Linked DNA regions of Homo sapiens: all the other regions are linked to region 2. A link is a loop called in an ENCODE intact Hi-C map of the cell type or tissue named here. Cell type or tissue: PC-9. All regions are shown on one strand.

Region 1 (2,500 bases), 360 kb before region 2:
TACCAAGTGTCTGCAAACATTTAGACATGGAAAACTACCCACTGTTAACCCAGAGCTCATTGTCTCTGCTCAGGGCTGCTCTTCTCTGAAAGTGGCTTGTGGTTGGGGGTGGAGGTGGTGAGAGTCGGCCCAAGGGAATCCCTCAGTTGGGGCTCTGGGCTGGGGAATTGTGCTGCTGTTTGTTTAAACAACCTGAGTGTAATTGGATTGTTTGAGATGCCCAAGATGTTTGGGAAAGTGGGGGAAGGGAGGCAGCTTGCTGGGGGAGAGAGTCACCAGCAGGGACTTTGATGGGTGGCAGGCTGGGTGGTTGTCAGCCTCCAGATTGCAAAGCCAGTGGGAAGGATGGCCCTTCCGGCTTGTCCGTGGGCACATCAGGACCTGGGTCAATAGGTCGGACCATGTAGTCTATAAAATATTAAAGCTAGTACTTGAGGGGTGGATCAGGATATGAGGAATATTTAACTTAAAATCAATTATCCCTTTTTAACCATAACAATCTAAGGATAGCACAAATGCACGGTTACATGTTTGCTTGTTATTTAGATCTGATTTTTTAAAATCCCACAAAAATAGTTGTAATGACCAACTCAGGTTTCACTAGTAAGAATGCTGGGTAGGAATTCTTAAGGAGTTGCTACATCATTCCTTGGGACAGAACAGGGGCTATCGGGGAGTATTTGACAGGCCTATGGAAAAAATAAGTCTGTGCTTTATTGTAGGGATCATACCCTTCCATTTGACCTAGGGAAAAGGGCAAAGAGTGTTAAAAAAATGAGAAGAATCTGGGAATAATAGAAGGAATCTTTGCAATGCTGGGCCTGGCCAGCACCGCCCTGTGAGATCAGACCTCACGTGAACCATGTTCTCACGTCACCTGAGGCATGCAGGTAGACTCCACAAACCAGGTGTGAATACTTATTAGGGATGCTTACCATGTAAGAAATAATTAGAAAAGGTAAAGGGCTCCTATTACGTGGCGGGCTCCCAAATTTGTAATTTTACTTAATCACTGCTGGAACCTGTGACAGAAGTTAGAAAAACAGACTGTGGCTCAGAGGGGTGAAATGAACTTGCCCAGACCACAAAGAGGGAAATGGTTCAATCTGGATTTGCATTAAGATCCTTCTGTTTTCAAAACTCTCTTTCCAATACACTATACTCATACTTCTCCCTACCCTGCAAAAAAAGAATGAAAATGCAGAATTAATCACCATGCAGGTTCAAAAACAAATAACCCTCTTTTGATATGCCAGTAGCATATCACACATAGAGGCCTTCAGCTAAATAAACAATCAATTAGGGAAAGGATAGAAATGTTAATATTGGTAAAACCTACTGATCTTCTGATTGGGAATACATTTTAGATTATTTGAGGATGGAATGCTTGTCATCTTCATTTTAAGATGGCTATCAGTTTTTGAGGTTAGCCCTTAGTTAAAATAAAGTCGTAGTCAAGTATCTTGTAACATTTAGTGGAACAATACCTGACAGGGTACATTTACCCTTTCACCTTTTTTTTTTTTTTTGAGACAGAGTTTCACTCTGTGGCCCAGGCTGGAGTACAGTGGCATGATCTGGGCTCACCGCAACCTCCACCTCCTGGGCTCAAGTGATTCTCCCAGCTCAGCCTCCCAAGTAGCTGGGAGGCACAAGCCACCACACCTAGATAATTTTTGTGGGTTTTTTTTTTCTTTGTAGAGACAGGGTTTCACCATGTTGCCCAGGCTGGTCTCAAACTCCTGGACTCAAGGGATCCATCTGCCTCAGCCTCCCAAAGTGCTGGGATTACAGGTGTGAGCCACTGTGCCTGGCCTAACCTTTCACTCTTAACATGGTTATCTCTGTAAAAGAAAAATAGCTTTGTAAAGGCGTTGTCTTTTTTTGCTTTTTTTTTTTTTTTTTTTTGAGACAGAGTCTTCCTTTGTCACCCAGGCTGGAGTGCAGTGGTGCACTAATAGCTCACTGCAGCCTGAAACTCCTGGGCTCAAGCAATCCTCCTGCCTCAGCCTCCTGAGTAGCTGGGACTACAGGTGTATGCCACCATGCCCAGCTCAAATTTTTCAACATTTATTTTTAATTTATTTGTTTTCACTGTGTTACCCAGGCTCATCTTGAACTCCTGGCCTCAGGCAATCCTCCCACTTCAGCCTCCCAAGGTGGGATCGTAGCTGTGAATCACCATGCCCAGCCAGCTTTGTAAAATTTAAAAGATTCATAACAGTATTTTGACAAATACTTCAGAATATTGTTTTCAGAGAAAAGGGCTTTCTATACTTGCCGAGCAGCTCAGTTTTGCACCGGCTCCAAGCAGCAGCTACTTCTGTTGCTTGGCTGGTGGGTGTCATTTCATGGGCATAGAGAACCACTGTGCAAACAGTGGTGTAACAGACAGCACAGAACAATCGCTGTTTCTATGCCATTTGGCAACTCCATTCTCCTAGACTCTGAGGGCTTCTTAAGGTAGGAGCCAAGGGGCTTTTCAAAATCACACCATGAC
Region 2 (2,500 bases):
GAAGCGAGATTAGCCAGCCTCTGAATCACCCACCCACATGTGGTACATTCCTTGGGGTAATTAGAAGATTGTATGTTCCTCTTTCCAGAGATACTTGAAGAATCATACTGTAAATTTGTGTAACATTTTATAAATTATTTTGCGTACATTTTTAGGAGATGAGAAATCATTTTGTTTCAGATTAAAAACTCTCTCAAAATAAAATCTAAATATCTCTTCCTGGACATAGCTTTTTTCAGACTGCAACTGCAGAATGGGGCTTTTTTCTATCTCTCTTTATTTAAAGATCACATAAATTTTAAGAAAAGAAAGCCACTGGTTTTAGGAGTCTAAGAGCAAAGATTTAGAAAGAAGAAAGAATACGCCTTTGGAAGATCTGCATACTTTGGAAATGAAGAGAGTTTTATTTCTTAGAGACAGGAGGAAGATTTATAGATTTATGTTTCCTCCATAAGACAAATGACCGAAGCGCACGTTGTTGGTTTTTTTCAGCACTAAATCTAATCAATAACCTTTGTTACGAAAGAAACAAATAATCGCTAAAGTTTAGTAAAGGTATAAAATTCACTAGGTTCTAGTGTTCGGGTTATTTGAAACGTGTGTGTGTGTCTCTCTCTCTAGAGCTGTGCTTCAGCTAATTCCTGTTAAATAGTTATGGAGTATTTTTTTCTTTTTGCTACGAGCCTTGCAACATATGAGACAAATCAGACAAGTTTAGAATCACAGAATGTTAGGGCTGGAGAGGACGTGGCGCTAGCCGCGTGCCCAGAGTTTACAGTTGAGACGTTGAGGCCCCCAGAGCTGCTGAGACTTGCCCAGTGTCACCTAGCTGCTGAGGCCCGGGGACCTCGTTGTCGCATCCGACCTGGGGCGTGCGCAGCTCTAATTCTCCGCTCTGAATGCTGGCCCTGGAGTTGCCCCTGCTCTCTCACAGCTCAATACTTGGGGACCAAACTCTCTCTCTTTCTGCTCCCCTCACCCCCACCAAGCGCCGTACCCACCTCCCTCGCTATCAAACAAAAGCTCCAGGCATTGGAAACGTTTCCCCGCCGGGAGCGCCAGGGTCCGGCCGCGCTGCGGGGTCGGTCTGCGCGCGCGGCGGGGTGGTGGGCGCGTCTGGCCGCCCGGGTCTTCAGGCGCGCAGCGACGCCGGCCCGGGCCGCCGGTCTCAGCGCCCGGCTCCGGCTGGGCGGCCCCGGACGCGCCGAGCCAGGCTCGCGGGGGTCAAGTCCAGGTTGCGGCGCAGGAAGGCGGCGGGGGAGGGGCGGGCCGGCCGCGCCCTCACCCCCTCTTCTCCGCGCCCAGTGCGGAATGATGGGCCGGTTCCCTCGGTGTGGTATGTCTGTATAAACATCGTTAGCCTCCGGGCCGACACGTGGTGCATTTTTAATTTCGCCTTACAAATTGCGGCCTCCTGGCGCTGGAGAAGCGGTGGGGGACCTTGACTCCCCGCCTTTCGGGTGCATTCCTGGGCTCCCGGCTGCCTAGACACGAAAGGGTGCTGTGCTTCCTGGCTTCGCAGCGCACCTCATTTGTAACATTATCTGTGCTAGGGAGTCAGTCTTTCCTACTTACCTGGAACTGGCAAAACGTGGCTGCATGGTAGGGTTGACTCTTAATCTCCCGGGGCGGGAGCAGAGCGCAGAATCCTCTTTCCACTCTATGTTCGCAACCACAAGCCCCGACAAGCGGCGCTGGCTGCTCCGTCCCGTCTGCGGGCCGCGGCTGCTCCGTCCCGTCTGCGGGCCCCAGGACCATGCGCTTCCCCGCGTCGCCCTCACCTGCGTCCCCACCACCTTTCCATAGCGCTCAGTCCTCTCCCACCTCCCCGTCTCGCTCACTTAGCGCACAGAGCCTCATCCGGAACCGCCCCAAACCCAAACCCTTTAAAAATCGATTTCGGCATCCCTCAATTCTCTGCTTTCTTCTTCCTGGCAGGAGGGGAATCATGCTCCTTACTTGGGAGGTTGTATTTTGAGGCAGATCATACAAATGACAAAGATGGAAATCCCTCAGAGCCTATGGCAGTTTTGACTTTAAACATGAGGCGAGTTAACAAGGCAAGCAGCGATAAATTCAGCCCAGGGCACGACCCAGCACTAAATCCTCCCTTACAGTGTCCAGATTTCTGGCCAAGTTGTCAATGTGATGCCCTCTTTCTCCACTGGCCTCCTCAACTCCCTTTTAGGTTGTGTTGTTTTTGTTGGTTCACTTTTGTTTTACTGCCAAGTTATCTCTGCCACCACTCCCCACCGCCCTCATTTTCTGATTCTGTTTTCCAAGTTTCTTACGCATGACCAGAATAACACACCCCACGCTTCTCCTGCTAAATCCCTCAAACTGCTGCCCTAGTAGAAATTTTGGAACAAGTTCGTGGCAGAACATTTTGTTCATTCCCCTACATGAGCTGCTGAAAGATGGAAGAACATGGTATTTGCTGGGAATGAAAACATGGGAAAAGCTTTTGGAACCGACACCGCTATATTCTTTTTGTCCCTTG
Region 3 (2,500 bases), 66 kb before region 2:
TCCGACACATGCTACAACATGGATGAAAGTTGAGAACCTCAAGCTGAGTGAAATAAGCCAGTCACAAGAATACAAATACCATATGCTCCTTATATGAGGTACCTAGAGAAGTCAAATTCATAGACATAGAAAGTAGAGGATGGTTGTCAGGGGGTGAGAGGAACAGCTCCGGAATTAATGTTTAAGGGGTATAGAATTTTAGTTTTGCAAGACAAAAAGGGTTCTGGAGATTGGCTGCACAACAATTAAATAGAATTAACGTCACTGAACTCTATATCTAAAAATGATTAAGATGGTAAATTTTATATTATGTGTATTTAACCACAGTTAACACATACAGACATAACACATACAAGAGTTTAAAACAACAAAGCCGAGCTGGACATGATGGCTCATGCCTGTAATCCCAGCACTTTGGGAGGTAGATTGCTGAGCTCAGGACTTTGAGACCAGCCTGAGCAATATGGCAAAACTGTCTCTACAAAAAAATACAAAAAATTAGCTGGGCATGGTGGTTCACACATGTGGTCCCAGCTACTCGGGAGGCTGAAATTGAGGCTGTAGTGAGCCGAGATCACACCACTGCACTCATGCCTGGGAGACAGAGTGAGACCCTGTCTCAAAACAACAAAAACAACTCAAAACAATTAAAAAAACCCAAAACAATGAAGCCTGAAGAATGCAGCTTGCCCAGCAGGGGAGTGTGTGGAGTGAGGAGGCGCAGCCCCATTGCACCTTGGCGCATTGTGGCCTGACCCAAAGCCATGAGTCTCTGGGGAGCCAGCTACTTCCCCTGCAGGGCAGGCTCCTGGAGCTGGGACCAGTGGCAGTGGCACTGAGAACCAGCACCAGCCACACCTTGAGTAGCTTTGGAATGGTTCTGCTTGGGTCTTTGAGCTTGTTGTTGGAGCACTTTCCGTTTCTATACTCAATCTTGTTATTGACATATACTTTTCCTGTAAGAGAATGACTTGTGACGATCTTCTAGCTTGTGACGATCTTCTAGAACGCTATTCAATTACAAAGAAAAACTGTGGCCTCATGTATGATTCATCATGCAGGAACTCTTCATTTGATAGGACCCATCTTTCTTATAACAGGAAGTAAATACGTGTTGCTAAGCTACTATGTCCACCAAAAGAAAAAAAACCATATAGTAGATTCCATTGTACTCTTTGTGCTCTGTGAGAGTTAATGATTCCTCTATGTTAATTCAGCTCTTTCATTCTTGACCTCTTTTACCTAAAGTTAATTAGAGTTTAGCCATAACGTACTTAGTGTAAACAGAAAAAAAAAAGGCCTGAGTCATAATTTCCCATGAGAAAAGAATGGGCTTTCTTAAACTTTCTCAAAGGAATTTAAAAAGCATTTATTGGTTCAGATTTTTAGTTCTGTGTCTATCTGCCTGTCTATTTGTCTATCTACCTAAGTATCTATCTATGTCTATCTATATTCCTATTGATGGTTCAGGGACCTTGCAAGCATCTGATTTAATCTTATTATTGCAAAAGAAAGAGATACAGACTGCACATGTAAGTTTTAGGAATTGCAAGTACCTCTTTTGAGCCACTGGGGTTGAGGCTTCAGTTCTCTACCACTGAGAAGAATCAGGCAGATAGAGACCATTTTATGACATAGATTAAGGGGTTTAGGTCAGAGGTCAGGAAGGACTATGTGTCAGGCCATTTCCCTAAGAGAGATGTCAAAATGAAAATGAATATTATTGCCTATATCAGATGTCCTGAACTTCAGGGCAATGAGAGGGTCCTGATCAATGGTATCATTCTGTCTGTATATTTACTTACATGAACTCAAATAGGCACACACATGGGTGAGGAGGGGGCCATTTAAGTGGACCTGGCAATTAGGCCTATGACTCAGTCCAAGTTCCCACAAGAAGATGGGATGGGGGTATAGGAATCTGCTGGCCCCACAATTGGGCTCTCTCACAGGCTCTCAGTGTAATCTCACTGTGCTGAGTGTGAGTCTAACAGTTTTGATCCCCACACAGCATGGCTCCTACATGCGAGTCATCATCTTCATGTAATGCTCGGTGATTAGTTTCAATTCCAGTGTAAGAGCTGGCTATGCTGAGCTTCCTGAGAGAGGAGATGTCCATTTCCAACGTGGTTCACAGTTATGGGTTTGCCCAGTCTAACAGGGGTCATAAAGATCTGAGAGAGAAAAAAAAATCGTGAAGCTGTGGCATTAAGTACTAAAATGGTTGCTAAGTTTACCTTCCCACTAGCAGTGTAGAAGTGTCCCCTGATCGCCGCATCCATGCCAACATCTACTGTTTTTTGATTTTTTGATTATGGCCATTCTTGCAGGAGTAAGGTGGTATCACATTGTGGTTTCGATTTGCATTTCCCTAATCATTAGTGATGTTGAGCATTTTTTCATATGTTTGTTGGCCATTTGTACATCTTCTTTTGAGAGTTGTCTATTCATGTCCTTAACCCACTTTTTGACAGGATCGTTTGTTTTTTTCTTACTGATT

Evidence for each region. A loop is a pair of places that touch in the nucleus more often than their neighbours do. Peaks named below come from ENCODE experiments on the same cell type or tissue, not always from the same donor. Only the 100,000 strongest peaks of a DNase experiment are listed, where the experiment ranks them.
Region 1: it touches region 2 in a loop (5-fold over the local background); 4 of 110 quality-filtered maps call a loop at or near these places.
Region 3: it touches region 2 in a loop (3.0-fold over the local background); 28 of 110 quality-filtered maps call a loop at or near these places.

The regions. Positions count from the first base shown.
Region 1 is chr18:21,991,254-21,993,753 of GRCh38, forward strand. All of the region lies in intron 1 of LINC01900 (long intergenic non-protein coding RNA 1900), which reads left to right. Among named protein-coding and RNA genes, the nearest start is that of LINC01900, 11 kb to the left of the region's middle. RefSeq lists an enhancer at 1-780. In PC-9, no CTCF peak of the experiment used is centred here; no DNase peak of the experiment used is centred here.
Region 2 is chr18:22,347,465-22,349,964 of GRCh38, forward strand. LOC105372019 (a long non-coding RNA gene) reads right to left here and starts at 1,950. Exons shown (of 2, transcript XR_935282.4): 1 at 1,576-1,950; 2 at 382-1,484. In PC-9, no CTCF peak of the experiment used is centred here; a DNase peak (open chromatin) is centred at 1,397; H3K4me3 peaks cover 2,034 bases; H3K27ac peaks cover 2,134 bases.
Region 3 is chr18:22,281,624-22,284,123 of GRCh38, forward strand. No RefSeq gene overlaps it. Among named protein-coding and RNA genes, the nearest start is that of GATA6, 110 kb to the left of the region's middle. In PC-9, no CTCF peak of the experiment used is centred here; a DNase peak (open chromatin) is centred at 1,068; H3K4me3 peaks cover 281 bases; H3K27ac peaks cover 1,599 bases.